Regions from separate parts of the Homo sapiens genome. Here region 2 is linked to region 1. A link is a contact called in ENCODE Hi-C data. All regions are on one chromosome and are shown on one strand. The core of a region is the stretch at or near the end of the contact, and the rest is flanking DNA. Distances in the headings are between cores, read along the strand shown.

The links. A loop is a pair of places that touch in the nucleus more often than their neighbours do. Pooled maps may share reads with other maps.
Region 2: a loop to region 1 is called in a map of IMR-90, with 9 times the contacts of the local background. The contact joins two enhancer-like sites. A Hi-C loop is called at or near these places in 5 of 168 maps with a recorded cell type or tissue (IMR-90, PC-3, endothelial cell of umbilical vein and 2 more) and 1 of 50 pooled maps.

What each region holds. Positions count from the first base shown.
Region 1 is chr9:110,742,044-110,748,693 of GRCh38, forward strand. It overlaps MUSK (muscle associated receptor tyrosine kinase), which reads left to right. Exons shown (of 15, transcript NM_005592.4): 7 at 5,598-5,757. Among named protein-coding and RNA genes, the nearest start is that of MUSK, 77 kb to the left of the region's middle. Within about 2 kb of position 2,933, at least 6 of the 41 ENCODE cell types and tissues checked have a DNase peak (open chromatin) inside an H3K27ac peak, as active enhancers do.
Region 2 is chr9:110,800,821-110,807,239 of GRCh38, forward strand. It overlaps MUSK (muscle associated receptor tyrosine kinase), which reads left to right. Exons shown (of 15, transcript NM_005592.4): 15 at 1-5,738. The coding sequence ends at 168. Among named protein-coding and RNA genes, the nearest start is that of MUSK, 140 kb to the left of the region's middle. Within about 2 kb of position 1,756, at least 2 of the 41 ENCODE cell types and tissues checked have a DNase peak (open chromatin) inside an H3K27ac peak, as active enhancers do.

The DNA.
Region 1 (6,650 bases), core at 1,683-4,182:
AGAACGTTTCAAGTGTCATTTAAAATTTGATTCTTATTTGTCAATGTGTTTTTTGGCTCCTCTGTGGAAACTGTTATAGTCTTAAGCCTGTCAAGGGAGTATAAAGACATCCTAAGAAAATTTGGAGACTGGGCCGGGTGCGGTGACTCACTCCTGTAATCCCAGCACTTTTGGAGGCCAAGGTGGGAGGATTATGAGGTCAGGATGGAGACCATCCTGGCTAACACGGTGAAAACCTCGTATCTACTAAAAATACAAAAAATTTAGTCAGGCGTGGTGGCACATGTCTGTAGTCCCAGCTACTTGGGAGGCTGAGGCAGAAGAATCACTTGAATCCAGGAGGTGGAGGTTACAGTGAGCCAAGATTGCGCCACTGCACTCCAGTCTGGGCAACAGAGAGAAACTCCATCTCAAAAAATAAACAAAATAAAATTGGGAGACTGACAATATAACTTCACTAATTTGTCTATGTAAAAATAGTAATAAAGAAAATGGAAAGGTATATACTTTTTAAATTTCTAGTATTTTCAAAAGATTCATATGAGGTTATAAATGGAAGATAAATGATTATTCTCTGTCGAAGTTTAGGAATAACAAGAGTAGGATAGTTTAAGATAGTTGAGGCCTTATTGAGACCCCAACTTATTCATTCAACATGTGACTCACAAAAAGTGAAAGGCAAAATAGATTTATCACCTCAGATTCTAAAACAGGAATAAAACAAACAAAGTGACTTTCATCCAGGAAGAAAGCAAAAGTACATCCGCAGTTCTTACGGTCAGAGAGTGTGTGCTGCTCTTAGAGCCAAGTTTAGTTCTTGGTAATTCTACCCAAGTCTGAAAGGAAATCAAGATGACTGTCCACATTGACGCAAATCACAGGACATGGAGGCAATGTCAGGCATTTAATGTTGTAAAAGTTGCAAACCAGAAATCCCATGGAGGAGAACACAGAGAATCCTATAGTCCTGATATCATTTTTGGTGGAATGAACAAAGACGAACGCAGAGCTGGGAGATATTTGGCACAGAATGAAACAGAGTTTGAACTGTGGCTCTTCACTCACTACGAGTTAGTAAACTAATGCCATAGCACGCTGCTCAGTACAATGGGTACTCTGAAAGAAGTGAGTGCTCCCTTTCTCCCCTGCTGTGAACCTGCCAGTGAACCAAAACCCTTAACAGTTAGAGCCAAAGAGCAGGAGAAAGTCCAGCAACGTGTCCCAAAGTGATTAGAAACTATCTTGCTTTCCTCCTATGGAAATACCAAGCATTTTTTGTGGAAATCTGAATTCACAGATGAAGTTCAGAGTGAATAGTAACATTCCTTTTGTTTTACAATCTTGGAAATAGTAGTTTGGCATGGAAAGAGCAGAGCTTACTTTTTAAAAAGAAAATTATTTGTATTTTTATAACCAGATTTATTTATAGTTATACCAGTAATATCTCTGTTATTTTGGCATGCAACTAAAAAATATAGAAAAATTTCATGTCCCTCTTGCTTTGTCCAATAAATATAATTTCTAAAATATTGTAGAAGTTGAATAATTTTAACTTGTTAGAAGAATTTTATAAAATAAACAGCCAAATCACCTAGGTTGAAGGTTGTCTTTTAGAATTTTCTTAAAGGGAGGCATATCTATATTTAGACATATTTTTAAGAGGCAGTAGTTTTGCTTTAAAATATATGACCTGTGAAGTCCTTTTATCTTACTAGCTGTGTAAACCAAAATAATTACATGTAACAAGTCTTATGTGGAATAATTCAGCAGCCAGTTTGAAAGAGGCTAATTAATATTTGTGGCTACATTAATCAGAAAAACTATGGAAATGTCTCTTGGTTTATTATCCCTTTTTCTATGATTCATAAACAGACATTATTACAACTGCATAAACATGAACCCTACTGGGCAACATCCTTTTTTTTTTTTTTATTTTTTTCCCCAAGATGGAGTCTTGCTCTGTCATGAGGCTGGAGTGCAGTGGCGCGATCTCAGCTCACTGCAACCTCCACCTCCTGGGTTCAAGCAATGCTCCTGCCTCAGCCTCTGGAGTAGCTGGGACTACAGGTGGGTGCCATCAAGCCCAGCTAACTTTTTGTATTCTTAGTAGAGACAGGGTTTCACCATGTGAGCCAGGATGGTCTTGATCTCCTAACCTCGTGATCTGCCTGCCTTGGTCTTCCAAAGCGCTGGGATTACAGGCATGAGCCACTGCACCCGGCCCTGGGCCATATTCTAACAGTTCCACAGGATATTTCCAGCCAGCTGGAACTATCTGCAAGACAGGGCCATTGAGGCCAGAATACCTTTCAGAGGTCTTCCCTAGCTAAGGTCAAATCATAAAATTATCGGATTATCCATAGCTGGGGGTGGATTCTCTCAAGACCGCATTAGTAATGTATTAATGATACATTAAGAAGTACTCCACAGGTCTATAACTGCTCAATCACCTTCAAAGAGTTTTTACACACATTATGTCAGGCATGAATTATTATGCCTATTTAATAGAGCTTCCTATCCTACTGCCTCTTTTTAGAAAAAAAAGTTTTATTGTGATCTTTATTGTATACATTTAAGGTACAAAACATGATGTTTAGATAAACATATACAGTGAAATGATTACTATAGTCAAGCAAATTAACAAGTCCATCTCCTCACATAGTTACAGCTAACTTAGAAAGACAGAACATCACACCCAGAGCAGGGAGCTGTGTCTCCAGCTCCCTCAGGTCCATATACCTGAGTGACTTGGAGAAAATCATGCATTTCCTGTAACTACCAGACGTAGTCACCTCAATTAAGTAATCTGTTTTGCTTAGGCATACCTTGGTAAAAGCTCACAGTACTAATCTGGACCCACCCCTTTGATCTTTGAAACCTGAGGTGCGAAAAAATATCAAAATGGAGGGCAGAGGGATTTGTTTTTATTTTCAGATCATCAAAAATACTAAACTGTTGATCAGAACCATCCATGAAGAAAGAAAAACAAATTCAAACTATGACTAATGGGGCCTGCTGTGCGTGAGTCACAAACTGAATCAAGCAAGGCCTCTGGAAGCAGGGGGAAAAGCATTCAGGAGTCACTTTGTACTCAAGCATGAACCTCCTAAAGTGTTGGTCTCTTTGCTGAACTATTTCAACACCTGGATGAAGTCCAGGAGAAGAGACGTCAGGCAGTTTAAAAATTGCTTCTCTTTCCTACTAAGGATGTTTTCAGTGACCTTGAGGAGGTGTTTAAGAATGACTTTCTTAGGTGTGAACATGAAAACAGTGGGACTTAGGGCAACATTTGGGGAGATTCCTTGCTTCAAAGTTGTCTCTAAGGCATTGCACATTCCTACTTCTTGCAGGAGGGAACTGTCTTTCCAAAGGATTTTGCAAACTGTTCTGCTTTTGCTTATCTAAACTGGAAAGAGATATATAAACAAAATATAAAATACAAAATAACATAAAGTCTGTTGATTGAGCATAGAGGCTTGGGGTCTTTAGCTTTTTTTCTTATTGTTGCTTTGTATTAAAATTCAAGGGAGTCCAAATATTTTCAGTCCCCTTGATCTAACTGGGATACTCATACAATGAGACATTGCACTTCTGATAAATATGATAATGATGAGTTTAGTTTGAATTCCCAACTGAGTGCATGTCTCTTAAAAACATTTTTCTCTTCACTTTGTAAATTTCTTATAGAGTCTAGGTTGCTCATCTGGGGAAAATGCCACAATACTTGATCTGACCTGGAAAGATTCCCAGTGAAGGTAAATTGATACTCACATAAGCCAGTTTTTATCATAAGAATTGAGACTAGTACTGAAGGTAAAGAATAAAAAGCTAGTTGGACAAACGTTCACTGCATGATTGCTACACAGTGCTTGGTGCCAGGGATAGCCAGCCACCTGGCAGCTAGGAAGAAAGCTGGCCTTACCTCAGAGCTTTCTTCTTCCTGGCTAGTCAAACTGTGAAAATCCTTTCTCATGCAACACAATAAAATAATTGGCTCCAAAATGTCTCATTCTCAGCCTCATTCCCTAATACTGGACACAGGAATCTCTTTCAGCCAAGCAGCCAAGCTCAGGCCAACATGGGACGTACCTCCACTCCTTTAAGATAAAGTCAAAGCATAACACCAGCTGATTCCTTAACTGTCATTTCACTCCAGTTTCCCTCAATTGGCATCATGTTTCCCTGATATAAGCAGCGTTAATTAAAGATTAGTTATTGAAAAGGTGGTATTGTGCTCAAGAAAACAGTGAAAAAAGAACCACCATTTAAAAAAAATGCCACCACCTTAACAATGACATTTGTCAGATATGTATTTTGTTCATGGTTGGTTGATTTGTTAAGGTAGTTGTTACTCTTGTTTTCTAATGACTGCTCATTTGTTCTCTCTTCTAGGACTAGGGAAGGCACTGTAACATAATGATTAAAAGCATAGGCTTTGGTGTCAGACACGCTAGGATGCAAATTCTAACTATGCAACCTTGTAAAATGTGCTGGGCAGCTATCTTTCCTACAGAGTTGGAGTAATGTTGACTAATATATATGCATTTGTATAAATTAAGCTGTTAATTGTGTGTCAATATTGCATTGATATCTTGGCTCTTTAAGGACATTTGATTTTCTGGTTTAAGTAGTACCTCCTGCATGAACTTCCTGACGTGTTGAACTATTTCAACACCTGGATGAAGTCCAGGAGAAGAGAGGTCAGGCAGTTTAAAAACTGCTTCTGTTTCCTACTAAGGATGTTTTCGGTGACCTTGAGGTATTATGTATGTATTATGTATGTCATGCCTCAGAGACAGACTTGGCTTCACAACCATTTTTCCTGACAACCATCCACCTATCTGACATGCATTTATGGGGAACTGAACAGGAGTTATGAAAATAAGTCCTTAAGTCTGCAACCTCTCATACTTAACTGTCATCTGTAGGACACTGAAGACATATATCAGAGGATCCACACCGTATATAATTCATGCCTTGTATTGGTTATCTATGGTTGTATCACAAATCAGCCCAAAGCTTAGTGACTTAAACCAATAACTATTAGTGCTCACAAGTCTGTGGTTCAACTGGGTGGTTTTGCTGATTTGGTTTTGCTGCTGGGCAGGACTGCCTGATCTTGGCTGGTCAAGTTCCTGTGATCGGCAGATTGAAAAGGTGGTAGTTGGTTCAGAATAGCCTTATGCGTACCTTGGATGGTTGTTGTTGGTTCCCACCTGGGGCAGAGGGGATAAACGGGCCAGGTGTGTTTCATCTTCTACCATGCTGGCTCTTGCTTGTTTATAGGCAGTCCCAGGTTCCATAAACAAGAAAGCAAGCCACAATGTGCAAGAACGTTAGTTTCTGCTCATTCATTCCAAAACACATCACAAGGCTAATCTAGATTCAAATTATGGAGGAAAATGCTACTTCTTGAGGGAAGAGCTACAAAGTCACATTGCAAGGGCATGGACACAGGGAGGGAAAATCTTTTGGCTATGTTTGCAGTGTACCACATGCACTTGATTATAATCTTAATGCTTTTCCCTTCAAATCTACTGACATAGTATAGTGGGAAATCCTTGACTGAGTTCTTTTATTTTCCTTTACTCTGTCAGGTTTCTTCTGGGTCCATTCAAGAGAGTGTGAAAGACCGAGTGATTGACTCAAGACTGCAGCTGTTTATCACCAAGCCAGGACTCTACACATGCATAGCTACCAATAAGCATGGGGAGAAGTTCAGTACTGCCAAGGCTGCAGCCACCATCAGCATAGCAGGTAGGATGCCCCTTCACATTTGCGTTGTTCCAGGAGAGGGGAGAGTTGATACTATTCTACAATATCGAGCATTGGAGAAAATCTCCCTTTTCTTTTATCTCTTATTTCAGTTGCATTTGGGCTATTTCCTCCCCCATGGGGATACTCCGGAGGTGACCTAGATATGGATTTTGGCAGATTTGCTGCCTGGAAAACTAAATCCTCAATACCTACCCAAGTGGTAGGTAACAGCTTCCAGGAACTCACTTCTTCCTTCCTTCTTGTTTTTCTTATCTTTTTTCCTTTTCTCCATTTCTCTTTCCTCCCTCCCTCCTTCCCTCCCTCGCTCCCTTTTTTCCTTCCTTCTTTCCTTCCTTCCCTTATTCCCTCCTTCATTCCTCCCTCCTTCCCTCCCTCCCTCTTCCCTTCCCTCCCTCCCTCTTTTCCTTTTCTTTAATTTCCTTTCCTTTTCCCCACTCCTCGTTCTCTCTTTTGGTTGATCAAACTTTCCAAGTCTCTCATGGAGAAAGTTGGCAGACATTCAACATGGTCATGCCAATTTCTGCATGGCTATTTCTTGCGGGCATTTTTACCTGTGAGCATGATCCCTGTGGTCTTTCCCTTCCCTGCTTCAGCAAGCCACAGCAGGTCTTACAGGTGTTTTCAAGAAAAAGGCTGACACACGGATTTCTAGGATGTTTGTGTTGAGTTCTAAAGGTTTATTTTTAAAATGTAAATGTCCCAAAGGCTTCTGAGAACATTTATAGAATTCCTAGAGATGGAAATAATCCCTGTATCAGGAAATGCCAGGCATATTAGATTCATAGCGTGCCTAGGGCTCAAGGGTCAGGAGAGAGGTGCTTGGCCTGACATGTAAGGCAAGCACGGATAGAGCTTGTGCCTAGGGCCAACTC
Region 2 (6,419 bases), core at 506-3,005, 58 kb after region 1:
GTGCGAGATGGCAACATCCTCTCCTGCCCTGAGAACTGCCCCGTGGAGCTGTACAATCTCATGCGTCTATGTTGGAGCAAGCTGCCTGCAGACAGACCCAGTTTCACCAGTATTCACCGAATTCTGGAACGCATGTGTGAGAGGGCAGAGGGAACTGTGAGTGTCTAAGGTTGAAGACGTTCAAATAAAATGCTGCAGTTTCCTCTCAGACTCTGTGAGCCAGGGGAATCCTACACCAGAGGCCCAACAAGACCCACATAGGAAAGAGTAAGAGTAAACATGAGTAGTGTGTTGTTTGCTTCCCAGGGAGAGCAAAGACAGTGCAAAACCCATGTGGTAGACGGACCCATTGAAAGCCAGTGATTGGAAACACAGGCTAGGAAATGTGTCAGATAATGGAGACAACTATTCTTCTTCATGAAGGTTTGTAATACACACTGCACAGGGAAGAATGTCATCCTGTTCAGTTTCCAAAGTAGCTGGTCACAGAGTAAAGCTCTGCTGTATTAAATTTTAATATGAAATGGGATTCAGAGCTTCATTTTTTAATTGAGTTAATTCCTGTCCATTGTGAAAGTAGCTTAATCGTCATGTAAGACACTTAGGTGAAGTACAGAAAACTAAAAAGAAGGAAAAGCCACTCATTCTGTCTCCCCCCAAAGACGAGTCTTAGTGTTTTATTAAATCTTTCTTGCATTTAATGCATAATTTTATATTTGTTTGTATTCTGCAGAGTTGTGGTTACATTTTATTGATAGAGGGTTTCTAAGGAATGAAACAGCAAATCAGCAAGCCTGTAACTCTGAGTTCCCTTTTCTGTCCTGTGCCCCTCCTTTTTTCCTTTCTGTGCATTTGTCATGAATTAAGTCTGCTTATTTTATTCCTCCAGTTTTCTTGAAACAAGTTTTTGTATCTTACTGATTTACCTTTTCCTTTAAAAATTGTATTGGTATCTTTTCCATTGCTTTAATCTTTATTTCTTCTTCTTTCCAGGACTTCTGTCCTTTTTTAGTTATTAAGCTATTTTTTTCTTTTATTTCATTCATGTAATAAACACTCTGGCAGAAATAATAACATTTTAAATACCATTGTAGATTGATATGTATATGCCTTTTGCAAAGTATTACTATTTTTCCTGCATTTGCCTTTGAAGCCACACATTTCAACATTCTCACCTATTAATATTATTACTAGAGTCTATTTAAATCTCTTAAACCATAATTTATAATATGAGATTTCACAAGATACACTTGTGGCTCTGAGTTATTTCAAAACTGATATTTCTGTGCATTCTGACATTTTATTCCTTTTAGAAACAAATTCAGTTGGCTGTAGAATTAATATCGTTCTGCTTAACAACTTTGTGCATGACATATTAACTGATTTTGTTGTATTTCATGATTTAAAAAAAAAAGCAGCAGCTCTGGAACTCAGATTCCTGGGGGTTCAGATTTTTTCTCAGTGGATCCTCACACAATACATCTTTATCTAAGTCCATACATGATCTGAGTTTATTTCTGATATAGCAGGAACCCAAATTCTCCTGAAAACGAACAGGGAAGAGAAAATAACAGTCTACTCTATACCAGCTTATCTTAATTCAGACTAATTGGTAGTTAGGGCATTGGAGGAATGGTGTGAATTCTTGAAAGTAGATTTTCGCTGTCTGCTGGAAAACTCTGCCTGAAATCCCCAAATCTGCCTCATGTAACAGCTTGACATCTTTGGTGGGAAACCTGCCATTTCTTATTCATAGTGTCTCCAGGCAACCAAGACAAAAATGTAGAAATTTTCCTAGACTTTGCCCTCTCTTTCATCATCAGTTTTCTATTAGTTTTACTTCCTAAAATCCTCCTGCTGACATCCTCTTCCCTTCAACCCAAGAGCCAATGACTCAACCTCTACCGTTGCCCACCCTGTCTATTAGCTGGCCTTCCTCTCATTTCAGACCTGAACAGATTCTGTAGGATACAACGACAGTAAGGCGGTCCTTAGTCACAGTTCTGGTTCATAAATAGCGAGGTCAGCATTTAGGACTGAGACCTAAAGAAGTGCTTCAGATAAAAATCATGAGTCTAAGTCCAAAATTGATACTGTAATCCAAATGACTGAATAAAGAATAAAGTTGCAGCGTGTGTCTAAAGCAGAAAGTCAAGATGCCAACAAAGCAGAAAAGTTGGAGAGGGCCACCAGCAAGTCTAGAACTTGAGCATAGATATCCATGGCTTATTTTAGATGGTTCATGTATGCTCTGCAAAATTCAAAGACAGCTTCGGGCTTTCTCCGCTGATAAAGTTTTGTTGTAAAAGACAGACATAGAAGTCAGGCTGACAGAAAATAGAGTAACAGTAATCATAAAAATTATAATATCAGCTAGCATTTATTGAAATCTTACCATGTGTATTCTGAGGCCTTTAAATATATGAACTTAAACCTCACAACATCCCTGTAATGTTGGTACTATCATTATATACATTTTAGTTTTGCTTTGTTTTGTTTTGTTTTTGAGACGGAGTCTCGCTCTGTCGCCCAGGCTGGAGTGCAGTGGCACGATCTTGGCTCACTGCAAGCTCAGCCTCCAACAGTCACAGAGAGATTGTGCAACTGGCCCGAGTGCACACAGCAACAGAGCCTACTTTTTGACCAAAAGAGGCCGAATTCTCAACCACTATACTGTAGAGCCTCTGTACATGATAGAAGCAATAACTGAACCTCAGTAACTCTGTGGAAGTGATTTGTAATTTGCATGTCGTTTCAAGCACACTCTATATCTATATTTTATTCTATTAACTTCCTAAGTCTTTTTAATGAATAGCAAAAAAAGTATATTTCAGCATTATCAATTTAAGTTAATCATAACATCTAATAGGTGACATGTTTATTTTTTCATGAGTTCTAATTACATTTTCAAGTTAAGATCACTGACTTATTCCCTAAGTGCTCGATCTAATGTTCTGAATCACAGGAGTATAGATGCATTATTCACCAATATTGTTTACTTTTTTAAATAAGATTTTTTTTCATGGTAGAATCATCATATACATTCAAAAAGGTAGACAAAAGAGAGACACTCACAGTGTCACTGTTACCAAGTGCCAGGACAGATATCAGTAAGGCACCAGCAGTCATTTTTAGTGATCAAATACCAAACATGGTAAGATACCAGAGTATTTTTCACATGACACCCAAAAACATATTCTCTGCTATCGTGGTAGAGCAGAAAAAGAACACTTTCTTTTCATTTTACAGTATATTACGAACCTGTTCCACGTCATTAAATATTCTTCTAAAAACCCAATTTTGGAATAATATTCTATTTTATTCATATACTGTAATTTAGCTAATCAATCTTGTATTTTTGAACATTTAGGTTTTTTCCAATTTTTATCATTATAAAAAATGCTGTAATTAACATCCTTATTTGTTCATGTCCACATTTCTTTTTATGAAAATTCAGAGAAAGGAAATGTCTGGACCAAATGGCATGTACAATATTAACACTTCTGTTATGTGGTTTCATATTCTGCAGAAATATTACTGCCACTTCTACATTGTACAAGAGATCTCATAGCCCTAAACATTTGCTTTCATAGATAATTTTCTGTTTTTTAGAAATCTTTTGTCTCTTTGGTTATAGAAAAAGAGAACCTCTTTTTAATTTTATTTTTTAAATTACTAGTCAGGTTGAATGTTTCTTGTTCCTAGGTCATTAACAGTTTTTATTTTGGCAATTGTCTACAGCCCATTTTTCTGCTGTGTTCATTTTCTAATCGAATTATGGGATTTATCTTGTAAAAAGCCTATTAAGCCTTTTTCATACTTTACACAAGAGATCACATCTACTTACTTTACCTTAAAATAACATTTACTTATTTTCTTATAAAAGTAATATATTATGTTTGAAAAGAAAAATAATATGCAATAATATACAATAATATGTATAATCATAATAGACAATAATAAAAATGAAAAAACACCAACCAGAGGTAATTAACATTAACATCATAATATTCTTCCAGGCTTTTTCAGATAGACAGGTAGGTAAGTAGGTTGGTAGGTAAATAGATAGATAGATGATACATAGAGAGAGATAGATAGATAATTTAAACAAAAATAAGATCATACTGCTACATTACTTCAAGCCTTGCTTTTATCACTTAATATATCTTAAACATCTTCTACATGAACAAGTATTCATGTGCAACATTAATTTTGATGGTTGAATAGTATTATACAGATTTATCGTAATTGACATAACTATTCTACTGTTAGACATTTGGTTTATTTCTATTTTTCCATTATAAAATGTAATGTTTGGATCATCCTGTTGCTAAATTTTGTAAGCATTTATCTTAAGTGATTTCTTTAGCTATAACTCCTAGAAGTGAAATTTCTAGATTAAAGGATAAATGCACTTTTAATACTTTTTAAATATATTAAAAAATTACCTTCCTGAATTATTTTATTAACATGTACCTCTCCTAGTCAGATAAGACAGCCCATTTATTTCAGTCTCACCAATACTGAGTATAGCATTTTAATCATTGCCAATATAATAGCTAATAGCTTAAAGTTATTTCATAGCTTATATTTACACTTCTTTAAATACTAATAAAATTGAACATTGTTTAATGTTTTGAGGATACTTGATTGGTGATTTGCCTCCTACTATTATTTTTCTACTGGGTATATCTTTTTCTTGTTGCTTTGTAAGAGCACTTTATATATTAAGGAGTTAAATTTTGTGATATATGTTTCAACTACTTTTATCATGTTAAAAATATAGACTTCTATTTGTCTTTTATTGTAGGTTTTATCAATCAGAAAAGAATGTTGACTTTTCCGTCCATTCAGATGATTGTGGCTTTTTTCCCTAATGGATTTGTTAATATGTTCAATTGTATGAATTTATTTCCTAATGTAGCGATATCCTTGTCTTCTAGGAATAAACTTTTTGGGCGAATCATATCAATCTTCTACTTAACTACCAAATTAATTTACATATATTTGCATCAATATTAAGTTCATAAAATTAAAAGTTTATCATTTTCATCTCTGTTAGAGTTTTGTATTGGCATTAGCATTTGTATTAGCATTGTATTAGGAAAAACTCAGGAGTTTTTCTCTATAATCTTGGTTAGTTTATTTTTAAATAATTGTTATTTATGAAAGTAATACATAAAAATGTTGTTTAAAAAAACTCACAAGAGGGTAAAAATTAAAAAAATAATAAAAGTTCCCTTCTTCCTTTTCATCTCTAGTCCCAGCCTAAGTGCTAACCACTTCACCCATTTATAGTGTTAGTTCTTCTGGTGATTACCAGTGCAATTCTAACAAATAGGTTTGCATTTCTCTTTCTGAATTGATCAATTTTTTAAAAATATGCAGCACTCTGACTCAAACTCCCTTTCTTTTTCCTGAGATATGTTAACTTCTAATGTTATATTGTTTATCACAACTTTCACAAATATTTCTAAATAAAGGTTACCTACTGATTCTGGATTGTGCTACATAAAATTAGAGCTTCCAAATTTCCCTCCATCACTTCTCCCTGCTCTCTACTCTCACAATCAGTCAACTATACACCTATTTCTACGCTGTCAACTATATGTTCATTTCTATGAATCTGTAATATTTGCATTTTGTTCTGGAACAAATTAAGATTTAGGTGCTTTGACTAGATTGATTCTAAACATCAAAAAACAAAAATAAAATATCTGCAATTATGTGATCATGTATTTATGCATTGCCAAATAATGGTATTCCATTATTTTAATTTGATAAGATAAATTTAATATACATTAATTCTTATTTCCTCTATTTTATGGAAGAAATATTTTTAAAAATCACAAAACTTTTACATTCGCTTCTCTTCCTGATATTTATTTTTCCTTTTTCTTCTGCCTCTCTTCTTTCGTGCCCTTTTTTCCGAAAATTATTTTGATGATTTTTTTTATTCACCATACATAATTACAAATGAAGAGTTGCTCTGGTTCGTATTGGTAGTAGAAGTGGGGTCCCTTTGCTGTTTTGTTGGTATATTCACCCAGTGTGACCTCTTTTCCGTGGGATGGCTACCTCTGGGCTCTGATTATGTGGCTCATAGGGAAGTATAGGCAGCCTGAGTCAGAATCCCCACAGTTCCAAAGTGATGGAAGACTGTACTCTGAGATACAATATTTTGACGTATTTCACTCCCAGGGAGAGCTACTTGCTATTCTTTCACTGCTTCCATTACCCAAAAGAGTATGATATTCTCCCCATTTTCTGTATTGCCTCACACCTAGGACCCTTCAAACCCACACCAACGACCTCTCAGGCAAATTGATCTATTCAGATAGCAGTTTACAGGGATAGACATGAGGCCTCTTGGCCCACCTGCTCTATACACAATCTTCTAGTCGACCATCCTGATTGAC